3 separate regions of the Homo sapiens genome follow, and all the other regions are linked to region 2. The links are chromatin contacts, found by Hi-C or POLR2A ChIA-PET in ENCODE. All regions are on one chromosome and are shown on one strand. The core of a region is the stretch at or near the end of the contact, and the rest is flanking DNA. Distances in the headings are between cores, read along the strand shown.

What was found. A loop is a pair of places that touch in the nucleus more often than their neighbours do. ChIA-PET counts read pairs that join two places held with the same protein, here RNA polymerase II (POLR2A). Pooled maps may share reads with other maps.
Region 1: a loop to region 2 is called in a map of naive thymus-derived CD4-positive, alpha-beta T cell, with 4 times the contacts of the local background. The contact joins the promoter of FRMD6 here to the promoter of PTGER2 in region 2. A Hi-C loop is called at or near these places in 1 of 168 maps with a recorded cell type or tissue (naive thymus-derived CD4-positive, alpha-beta T cell) and 8 of 50 pooled maps. POLR2A ChIA-PET finds 5 or more read pairs at or near these places in 2 of 52 experiments (T-cell and activated T-cell).
Region 3: a loop to region 2 is called in a pooled map, with 4 times the contacts of the local background. The contact joins the enhancer-like site here to the promoter of PTGER2 in region 2. A Hi-C loop is called at or near these places in 1 of 37 single-sample maps with no recorded cell type and 4 of 50 pooled maps.

The regions. Positions count from the first base shown.
Region 1 is chr14:51,650,624-51,653,897 of GRCh38, reverse strand. FRMD6 (FERM domain containing 6) reads right to left here and starts at 1,988. Exons shown (of 14, transcript NM_001267046.2): 1 at 1,902-1,988. FRMD6-AS1 (FRMD6 antisense RNA 1) reads left to right here and starts at 2,154. Exons shown (of 1, transcript NR_037676.1): 1 at 2,154-3,274. RefSeq lists silencers at 1,215-1,364, 1,375-1,434, 1,445-1,534, 1,745-2,194, 2,325-2,394 and an enhancer at 2,367-2,985.
Region 2 is chr14:52,312,650-52,315,811 of GRCh38, reverse strand. PTGER2 (prostaglandin E receptor 2) reads right to left here and starts at 1,500. Exons shown (of 2, transcript NM_000956.4): 1 at 421-1,500. The coding sequence starts at 1,263. RefSeq lists enhancers at 606-745, 766-915, 1,150-1,709, 1,710-2,270 and a silencer at 1,436-1,545.
Region 3 is chr14:53,107,221-53,110,370 of GRCh38, reverse strand. All of the region lies in intron 1 of DDHD1 (DDHD domain containing 1), which reads left to right. Among named protein-coding and RNA genes, the nearest start is that of DDHD1, 45 kb to the left of the region's middle. RefSeq lists an enhancer at 1,056-1,355. Within about 2 kb of position 1,255, at least 8 of the 41 ENCODE cell types and tissues checked have a DNase peak (open chromatin) inside an H3K27ac peak, as active enhancers do.

The DNA of each region.
Region 1 (3,274 bases), core at 739-3,238, 660 kb after region 2:
TCCCCTGGGGGACCCTTTTCATCTAATAATCCTACTAAATGTCCATTTTAATATGAAATATGAATCCAAAATGTTTACAAACATACTGGGAAAAGTATTCAAATGCCAGCTGTCTCATATTGTGAAGTATTTTCATTTTTAACATAAAACGTTTATTTCTCAAAGCCACACCTGAGAAAATGATTAGGTGCTGTGGTGCTGTTAAGTTTTATACTACAAAGGACATCAGCAAAGGCATCTGTTTTCCTGCCTCTCTTCTGGTCTTCTCCCCTCCCCCACTCTCCATCCTGTAGGTCCTGGTAGTTAAAATTTCTACAATAGTCTCATAATGCTCTAAATTCTAAAAAAAAATTTCTCATCCTTTAACACTGCTGAACCTAAATTCATGCACTGCTCTAAGAAGGAAACCCAAAAGTCACAAGCCTTTTTAATGACAGATGTATTACGGAAAATTTTCCCCACAAAGTTTTGATGCTGTGAAATATCAACTCCCTGAAATCACAGAAAGGAAATGACTTACATTCTTGGAAAATGAAGCCACTAGCAGCTTTCTCCAACAGCATTTTCTAAACCCCAAACTACACCCTGTGGCAAGAGGGAGTATTTCGTGCAAAAACTAAATTTAAATAGATGCTTATAAAACCCATAAACAAACATTGCCCGGTCCCAGAGAAGAACAGAAGGGAATCATACTCGGAAAATCCAGCAAGAGATACTTTTTCTCCACATTCAGAAATGCTGGAGAGCACAGGCTGGAAGTCAGAAGCAACCTGAGAACGCTTGCTGAAGTTTTCCTTCCCTGCTGTGAGCAATGCACAGCTCCTGAGGGAAATACTGGCAAAACAGATTTTGCGTAAAAAAATAAAAATGAAAAGGTGTTAAGGGGGAAAACGAGCTAATATTTCTTTGGACACTAGCTACACAACTACACGGCCTGAAAATCTGCCAGCTTTCAACTTTAAAATATGCTTATTTTGACATTTTCCCATCTATTCGTGCCTTTAAGAAAACGCCCGCACCATTAGGTTATGCTGTCCCAGGACTCGAGGTGTTGTTTTAATCTCTGTAGACTTTACACTTACACGGGTGGACCGCAGCTGTCCATACCTGACAGTGCCTGGCCCTCCCGGAGCCGAATCCGGTGCTCCTGTTCGCCTGGGGCTCCGCCAGCGCGCCGTAAGCTCCTCCAGAAACCCAAATTCTGCAGGCCGCACCCCCAACTCGTATCTCACCCAGGCCCCCGTCTGGCGCCGATCTGCCCCAGCTCAACCTCCGGCTCCGCAGACTAGGCACTTTCCGGGACGCGGGGCAGACCCTGCGCTCGGGTCCCTTCCCGCAGCCGGGCTGTCCGGCCTCTGCGCGCGCACAACAGGCGGCACGGCGCAGCCCCCGGGAGCGCGGGACTCGGGTGCTAGTCCCGGCGCCCAGCCACAGCGACACAGACCTGGGTGCCGGGGCCCGCCAGGGAGCCCTGTGATCCGGGGACCTCCGCGATGCAGAGAACCAGGGACCGCGCACGGAGCCCAGGCGCGCAGTCTGCAGCCAGGACCAGCCTCCCGCCCCCGCCGCTGAAGCCGCCCCGAGCTCCACGCCTCCCCCGCTGCCGGGCTCGGCTGCCCTAGGGCCTCGTCCGCCCGTCCCAGAGTGAGCGACCTCCGACTCACGGAGAAGCGACCTTACCACCGGTGCCCGACACCCAGAGCTAAGGGAGCGAGAAGAAGGCGAAGAAAGAGGCGGAGAGCGGTGCACTGCCTTCGCTGGGACTCGCGACTTCCAGAAACCCTCCCGAAACCCAGTCCCGCCGCCGCCCCGCCGGCAGGGGGCACAGCGGGCGTCCGGGGCGCGGCGGCTGAGCGATGGGGCGAGCGGAAAGGGCCCAGACGCCTGGTTCTTGTTCATACCTCGGAGAAAGTCTTGAGCACCAGGCGTTGGGCTCTCTGGTCACCCCTCTGACTCTTCCTACCGGCGCCGAGCCTGCCCCACTCCTCTCAGCCCCTTGGCCCCGCCAGCCAGAGGGGCGCTCCGCGTCCGCCCCGCCCCCCACCCACGCCTCCCGACCCGACCCGCCCCCCCGAATCCCCGCCCCCTGAGACCCCGCCCCCGACCCGCCCCAACTGGCCGCGGCGGCAGCCGAGCCGCGGGAGCTGCGCGCTGAGCTCGCGGCAGTACGGGGAGCGCCCGCCCGCCCCGCCCTGGACCCAACCAAGCGTCCCGCGGAGGGGTGCGGCCACTTGGGGGCAGGAGAAAGCGGAGTACGCCACCCCTCTAGGGACCCAGGAAGCGAGGCGAGCCTCAGGTGGACGCGGTGGTGTGGACCACGGCGATCAGGGCCTTTCCCCCTGCTGTGGAGACGGAGGTGCGAGGGGACGCCGGCGGCTCCCCACCTTCTGGCCGAGTGGCCTTCTCCGCCTCCGGCTGGACTCCCTCGGGGCGCTCCCTCCAGAGCCGAGTCGGGCTGGCCGGGGGCGGCTGTTTGGCCTGAGTGTCGTCTTACTAAAGCGGAACGCCGGAGGGGAGGCCACTCCGAGAGAAGGCGGTCCCCGGCGGAGGTGGCTTCGTGAATCCTGCAGCCCCCTGCCCGCCCGCCACTCGAGACGCCGCGCCTCGTGGGTTTCACGCTGGATGGAGGGGGCGCCGCCGAGGATGCCCAGCCTCCCCCTCTAATTCTACCTCTCCAGTTCCTCAGGTAGACACAGCCTCTGTCTGCTGTGGTTTTAGTGCCCATGGCCCCTCAGAAATTATTTTTGTCCCCTCCCGATAGTGGCTTTGGGGGATGGAGGGCGAGAGATGCAAAGGGCCAGTGGAAGATTTTTTATAGCACAAGGAATCAAGCCAGGAGATGGAGGTTTCATTGCCACCTCGGGGTCTGGGGAGGGGGCGAGCCACACCTCTCCGGTCAGTCTGCGCCCACCAGGACCTGCTGCTGGGAACCGCACACGAAAGGAGAGACACCCAGCACCTGGCCCCTAGACCCGCAGGGCGTCAACCTCCTGGGCTTCTGCCTTTCTAGGTTTCCTCTGACTTTGCTGACCCAATGACCCCTGGCCACGGGTGGCAAAAACGCCCTCACTGAGCCCTTCGCTAAAGGAGTGCCGGGGTTTATGTGTCTGGCTTTTAAAATGGGATGAGGAGACAAGGAAACAGGACCTGAGAAAGGACACTATCCAAAATCTGATGCTCTCAGAAGTCAACTTTAAAACTGCCCTGCTCCGCGGTGGCTCACGCCTGTAATCCCAGCACTTTGGGAGGCCGAGGCGGGCGGATCACGAGGTCA
Region 2 (3,162 bases), core at 251-2,750:
GGTACAGGGCAGCAAACTGCAGCTCCAGGTCGTCAGGCTGGAACAGTGACAGCCATCCTAAGGTGGAAGGGGCTGCCTCTTTCTCAATTACTAAGCCAAGATAGGCAACAGCGAGAAAGGGACACTGCCCAGGGCTAGGATGAGGAGATTGGCTAGCTTAGCTGAGGCCCAGGACTCCCTTTCGGACGGTCTGTATTATTGTATAAGAAACTCTAGCCTAGCAACGCCCATAAGCCAGGATAAGGAAGTGGGCTAAAGAGGAGGGGAAACTAGTGGGGAAGGCTACAGATCTTTACAAATTAGGACATATTTTTACAAGTTGCAAAAAGTTTGTAGGGCGGTGGAAAGGGTGGAGGCGTCAGGGGAGAGCATGAGAAGGCTGAGCAGAGCCGGGCTGTGGAAACGTAGGGAGTGACTTACCGTGAAAGGCAAGGAGCAGACGGCGAAGGTGATGGTCATGATAGCCAGGAGAATGAGGTGGTCCGTCTCCTCCGCCATGGACACCCTTTCCCCTCTCCTGCGGGCCCCGGGGCCGCCCCGGCCACTGCCCAGGGAAGGTCCGCAGCGGCTTCTCCGGCTTCGGCGGTGCATGCGGATGAGGTTGAGAATGACACTGAAGTTGCAGGCGAGCACCGAGACAATGAGAAGCAGCAGCAGGGTGGCGTACAGCTGCAGGTAAGCGGTCCGCCCGTGCCGGATGAAGCACCAGGTCCCGGGGCAGTACTGGACGTACTGCCCATAGTCCAGCAGCGGCAGCGAGCAGAAGAGCAGGGAGACTGCATAGATGACAGGCAGCACGGCCAGGCCCCCGGAGCGCGAGACGCGGCGCTGGTAGAAGTAGGGGTGCCCGATCGAGAGGTAGCGCTCCAGGGCCATGGCGAAGAGCATGAGCATCGTGGCCAGGCTGAAGAAGGTCATGGCGAAAGCGAAGTAGGTGCACGCGCGGCTCTCGGGCGCCAGTGCCACCAGGGTCTGGTTCCGCGCGTACGAAGCCAGTACCACTGGGCTGATGAGGCAGGTCCCGAGCAGGTCGGTGAACACCAGCTCGGTCACCAGCACGTGGAACAAGGAGAGGGAGCTCCTGCGGCCGGCGCTGCACCCCACGTCCCCCCGCCAGCGGCGCGCCAGCAGCGCCAGTGCTATGAGGTTCCCCAGCACCCCGGCCGAGAACATGACGGAGCTGATGGCTGGGCTTTCGCCTGGGGGAAGCCACTGTCGCGTCTCGCAGTCCTCAGACTGGGAGTCATTGGAGGCATTGCCCATGGTGGGGTGCCTGGAAAAGAGATGCGCCCTCCTCTCCCGGCCTTTACCTGGGAGGAAGAGGGTCTGAGAGCCGGAGCGTTCCGAGACTCAGAGGAAAAAGGGGAGGGACCGAAATCCAGAGCCCCCTTCCCGCACCCAGCGCGCCGACGGCGGCTTGCCCTGGGTCTCCCGCCGCGCGCCGAGTGGCGGCTCGGCTGCTGCATCCGAGCGGCGCTCGAGGCTCCCGCGCCTACCCGCGCCGGCCAAGGCCGGGAGCCAGAGCCTAGGGGAGCCGTCGTCTCCGCCCCCGCACTGTCGGGGGGCGGGCCCAAGAGTGCTGGCCAGGCCTTGCAAGTGCGAGTGTCCGCGAGCTGCAGGGGAGGCAGGACGCGTCACACTCGCGGGGGCGTTCCGAGTCCCTGGGGCGCGCCGGCGGGGAGGGAGAGAAGGAGTCTGAGCACCCGCTGGGCGCGGCACTGGGCAGAGGCGCGCGTGTTGCCGGTGTACTGAAGCTGCCCGCGACCGGCGGGAGCGGCGTTTCTCGCTTCCTCGGGGTCCGGTACTCGAAGCGCACGGCAGTCTGACCTCGGCTGGGAAGCGTTAAGCCCCAGCAGAGGGCTGGGAGGGAGTGCAGGAGCACTTGCGGGGTCTGCGCAGAATACACAGAAGATCGGGGCAACGAGCAAAGCAAAGCAACTCACCAAACAATGAAGTTAGGAGAACCCAATCCCGTGAAATGAGCGGAACAAGGGAATAACAGTGCAAAGGCAGCTTGAAGTAAGACCAGAATGTTTTGCTTTGTTTTTACTATTCCCAGGAAGATACACTAAGAGGTTGGGACAAAAATTGGGATGAAGCGTAAAGCAAGTGTGTCCATCCAAGGAACCAAACCACACAATGCGCACCACCGAGCGGCCTGTTGCACTGCCGCTTTGATTCGGTTACTAGCATTTCACCGTTTCCTATGTCAACAGCATAACGGATAACCACTTGTTTAAGCAACCATTAAAAAAAGAGGAGTGTGTCTTATACAGAATTGTGTTTGTGGATACAACATGAAAACCATTGCACATCACTGTTCTGTCCTTAAGCTGAGCCTTGTAAGAAAATGTTGATATTTTGTTTAGCCGTTTATCTTTACATGTTGTTAACCACGTAGTATCCATCCAGAAAGACTTGTTCCTGGCAAAGTGTATTGGTAAGTGGCCAGTTTCAGACTGGAGCTGACAGTAATGGTTTCCTACCACATATTGTCATAATTGCAGAGTCGTGAAAATGGGCTGATATTTAACACAAAACAAAACAAAACAAAATCCAGTTTGGCAGACAACATAGGTAATTGTGTTCTGTAAGAAGTCACATTCACTTGGGGAAGGGAGGCCAACTGGGAAGTGAAGGGTCTGATCTGCCTAGGGAACTGGCAAGAAAGACAGTCATAACGTGGGAGGAAGCAAAGATTGCCTGCTGAAGAGCCTATCTTGCTACAGCCTGCTTACTCTCCATGAATATTTTTTGCCAACTTTGATGATTCTGGCCTGGGGATTGGAATGCGGAGTTGGGGGGGGTGGTTCCCACTAGAACAAGCATAATTTACTGGATCGCTTGCAAAGTTTACAGGCCGGTTTTCACATGTCAGCAGGCACTACTTCAATCCCTAAACTTCTCATGGCATGGATTCCTAGGAAAGAGGATCTTAACTCCTACAGTTTTTCTTTCAAGCTGTAAACTCTGCAGGTCAGTAACAACTTATTACCAATCTTTGCCATCCATCTCTGACTATTCCCCTACTCCAACATTCCCCCATCTCACCCCAAGCAATGGGGAAACATCAAACTTAAATCAGAAGTATTTCTTAATAGGAAAACACTATGATTTATAGCATAATTCTGCACTGCAGTTTTACTATTAAATAAGGGATTT
Region 3 (3,150 bases), core at 6-2,505, 790 kb before region 2:
TATGTGCATGTACTTACATATACACTTGCTTGTGAGTAGGCATTGGGTAATGGTGGTGAGAGTGTTGTAGAGTTGAAACTAGGGATACTGAGTTTACGTAGGAGGCTTCTGAAATAAAACAAGAAATGATTAGTGTGAACTCAAATAATGACTGTAGGCCTGATAAACAAGGGATGAATTTGAGAGTGATTTAGGAGATGGAATAAACAGCATTTAGTGTCCAGTTGTAAGAAGTACTTGAGGAGGCAGCATCTTGGATGACTCCCAGGTTTCTGCCTTGGGTAGCCACCTAAATACTGTCAGCTTTCCATTCACTGTGATAGGGAATGCAGGTGGAAAAATGGGTGTGTGTTTTGTTTTGTTCAATTTTTTTCCAGGAAGCTAAGGGTTTCATGACTATTTGTGGTTGAACACCAGTAAAGAACCTCTACTGCTTGGGAGGTGAGAACTAAATGAGAGCTGAAAATGCATTTTGTATTTGAGAGTATAGGTTGTATTATGTAGTAGAAAGAGCTTGAATGAACTTTGAACTCAAACTTTGGTTGGAATCTTGGTTCTCACATTACTAGTAGCTATGTGCCTTTAAGCAAATTATTTAGTTTCACTAAGACTTAGCTTATTCATTTGTAAAGTTGGGAGAATGATAGCCTTTTAAGATTATTGTTAAATGAGATGAGCTTCTGGGTCTGGAAGATAATGGCAACTGTCCAAATCTAAATCTCTCCGCATGTCCTCCCCAAAAGCTGTAAGAACAAAAGGACTCCACACACACATGCACACACACATATATATACACAGAAACCATACATAACTGACACTTTCAGCACTACCGCAAGACAGATGATACCATGAATTTTTAATTACCTTTATACAAGGAAATAGCACATTACAATGGTTCCTGTTGCTGCTACAAACCTGTGAGTGGGAAGAGCTGGGTAAGGAAAGGCTTAAGAGACTGAGAAAATAGGAGAAGGGAACAGAGGTTAAAATAAACCACAGGCAACATCACCCTCAGAAAAAGTCCTCAGCGTTGCCAGGTACAAAGACAGGCCTAGGACTTGGTAATTTATAGAACTAGCTACAGGAAGCTGTATGAAAGTGAGAGGGGCCACAAGCAGCAGCTTCAGAGTAGCATTGCTCCTAGAAGAGACAGAGAAAAGAACGACACCTCTTGGAGGCATGGCAGCAAGAGGAAAGGAAGGAAGTGGGGATAAAATTGAGGCTTCTAGAGAAATGAAAGAGAAACAAGGCACGGCAACCCAACCCCCACCCAACAACTCCACCGTAACACCGTCCATTATAGGCGCTCCTCTTTACTAATCTGCAGAAGTGAATGCTCTTAAACTAAGAACCCAAGAACCCTATGCTCAAGAATAGAAATGAATCAAATGCTACACAAAGCTACTTTAAGAGGAATATAAAAATTTGAAAGAAAGTGTTTCAGTTGATAAAACTTCTCCCCAAAAAAGCAAATGCAAAGGGAAAGGGCATCTCAGTGCTCCAACCAAATAAAATATTCTCAAACAAATCTGTGAACATACTACAAAAACCACAAACTTAGAAGCAGAAATCTAAACTCTGACATGAAAAGAAGTGAAAAAGGAAGAAGTGCAACAAAATTTGATTGAACACAGGAAAGAAATTGAAGAGAAAGGCAAAGCCATCTCGGGAGACTACAGTAATCCAGCTTTATAGCTGTGGTTTCGCTTTCTGCAGTTTCAGTTAGCCACAGTCAACTAGAGTCCAAAAATATTAAATGGAAAATTCCAGAAATAAGCAATTTTAAATTGTTTTTGTTTTTTGGTTTTGGTTTTTTTGAGACAGAGTCTTGCTCTGTCACCCAGGCTGGAGTGCAATGGCACTGTTACCAGGGGTCCTTGCTCCCAGAGCTCCCAAGATGGCAGCGGGCTGCTTCCAAGCTTGTGGCAAGTCTCACGTTCTCTGACCTGGGGTTCTTGGCCTCACGGATTCCAAGGAGTGGAATCTTGGGCCATGCAGTGAGTGTTATAGCTGTATTAGAAGCCGTGGGTCACGGAAGAGAACCTTGGAACCCAGTGACTAGTGTTCAGCTCAATTAGGATGAACCCGGGCACTTAGCTGTGCAGGAACAATGGCAAGCCTTTAGCCCAGTCGGGAAGAGCAGTGGGCGCCTCGCTGGATCAGGAGCACAGCAGACACCCTGCCGGATCCGGAGGGATGGAAGTCAGCGGCAGGTCTGCGATGGTGGCAAACAGCAGTGGTGGATGGGGAATGAAAGCTCAGCTCGAGCCGTAACAAACACGGACCAGAAAAGAGTGCAGTTGCAAGATTTAATAGAGTGAAAACAGAGCTCCCATACAAAGGGAGGGGACCCAAAGAGGGTAGCTGTTGCTGGCTTGAATGCCTGAGTTTATATCCTGATCATTGTCCCTCCCGCTGTGCTCTCAGGCAATAGATGATTGGCTATTTCTTTACCTCCTGTTTTTGCCTAATTAGCTTTTTAGTGAGCTCTCTTTACTACCTGATTGGTCGGGTGTGAGCTAAGTTGCAAGCCCCGTGTTTAAAGGTGGATGCAGTCACCTTCCCAGCTAGGCTCAGGGATTCTTAGTCAGCCTAGAAAATCCAGCTAGTCCTGTCTCTCAGCACGATCTCAGCTCACTGCAACCTCCGCCTCCCGGGTTCAAGTGATTCTCCTGCCTCAGCCTCCCAAGTAGCTGGGACTATAGGTGTGTACCACCATGCCTGGCTAATTTTTGTATTTTTAGTAAAGATGAGGTTTCACCATGTTGGCCAGTCTGGTCTCAATCTCCTGACCTCAGGTGATCCTCCTGCCTCGGCCTCCCAAAGTACTGGGATTACAGGCATTAGCCACTGTATCCAGCCACAATTACAAGTTTTAAATTGGATGCTTTTCTGATTGGTGTGATGAAGTCTCCAGCCATCCTGCTCCATCCTGCCCAGGATGGGAGTTATTCCTTTGTCTAGGATATGCAGCTGTTTATGCCACTGGTCCATTAGTCATTTAGTAGCTGTCTTGGTTATCAGATCAACTGTGGTGGTTTTGAAGTGCTTGTGTTCAAGTTACCTTTATTTTATTTAATAATGGCTCCAAAGCGCAAGAGTGGTGATGCTAGCACATTGTTATAATTGTTGGATTTTATTATTAGTTGT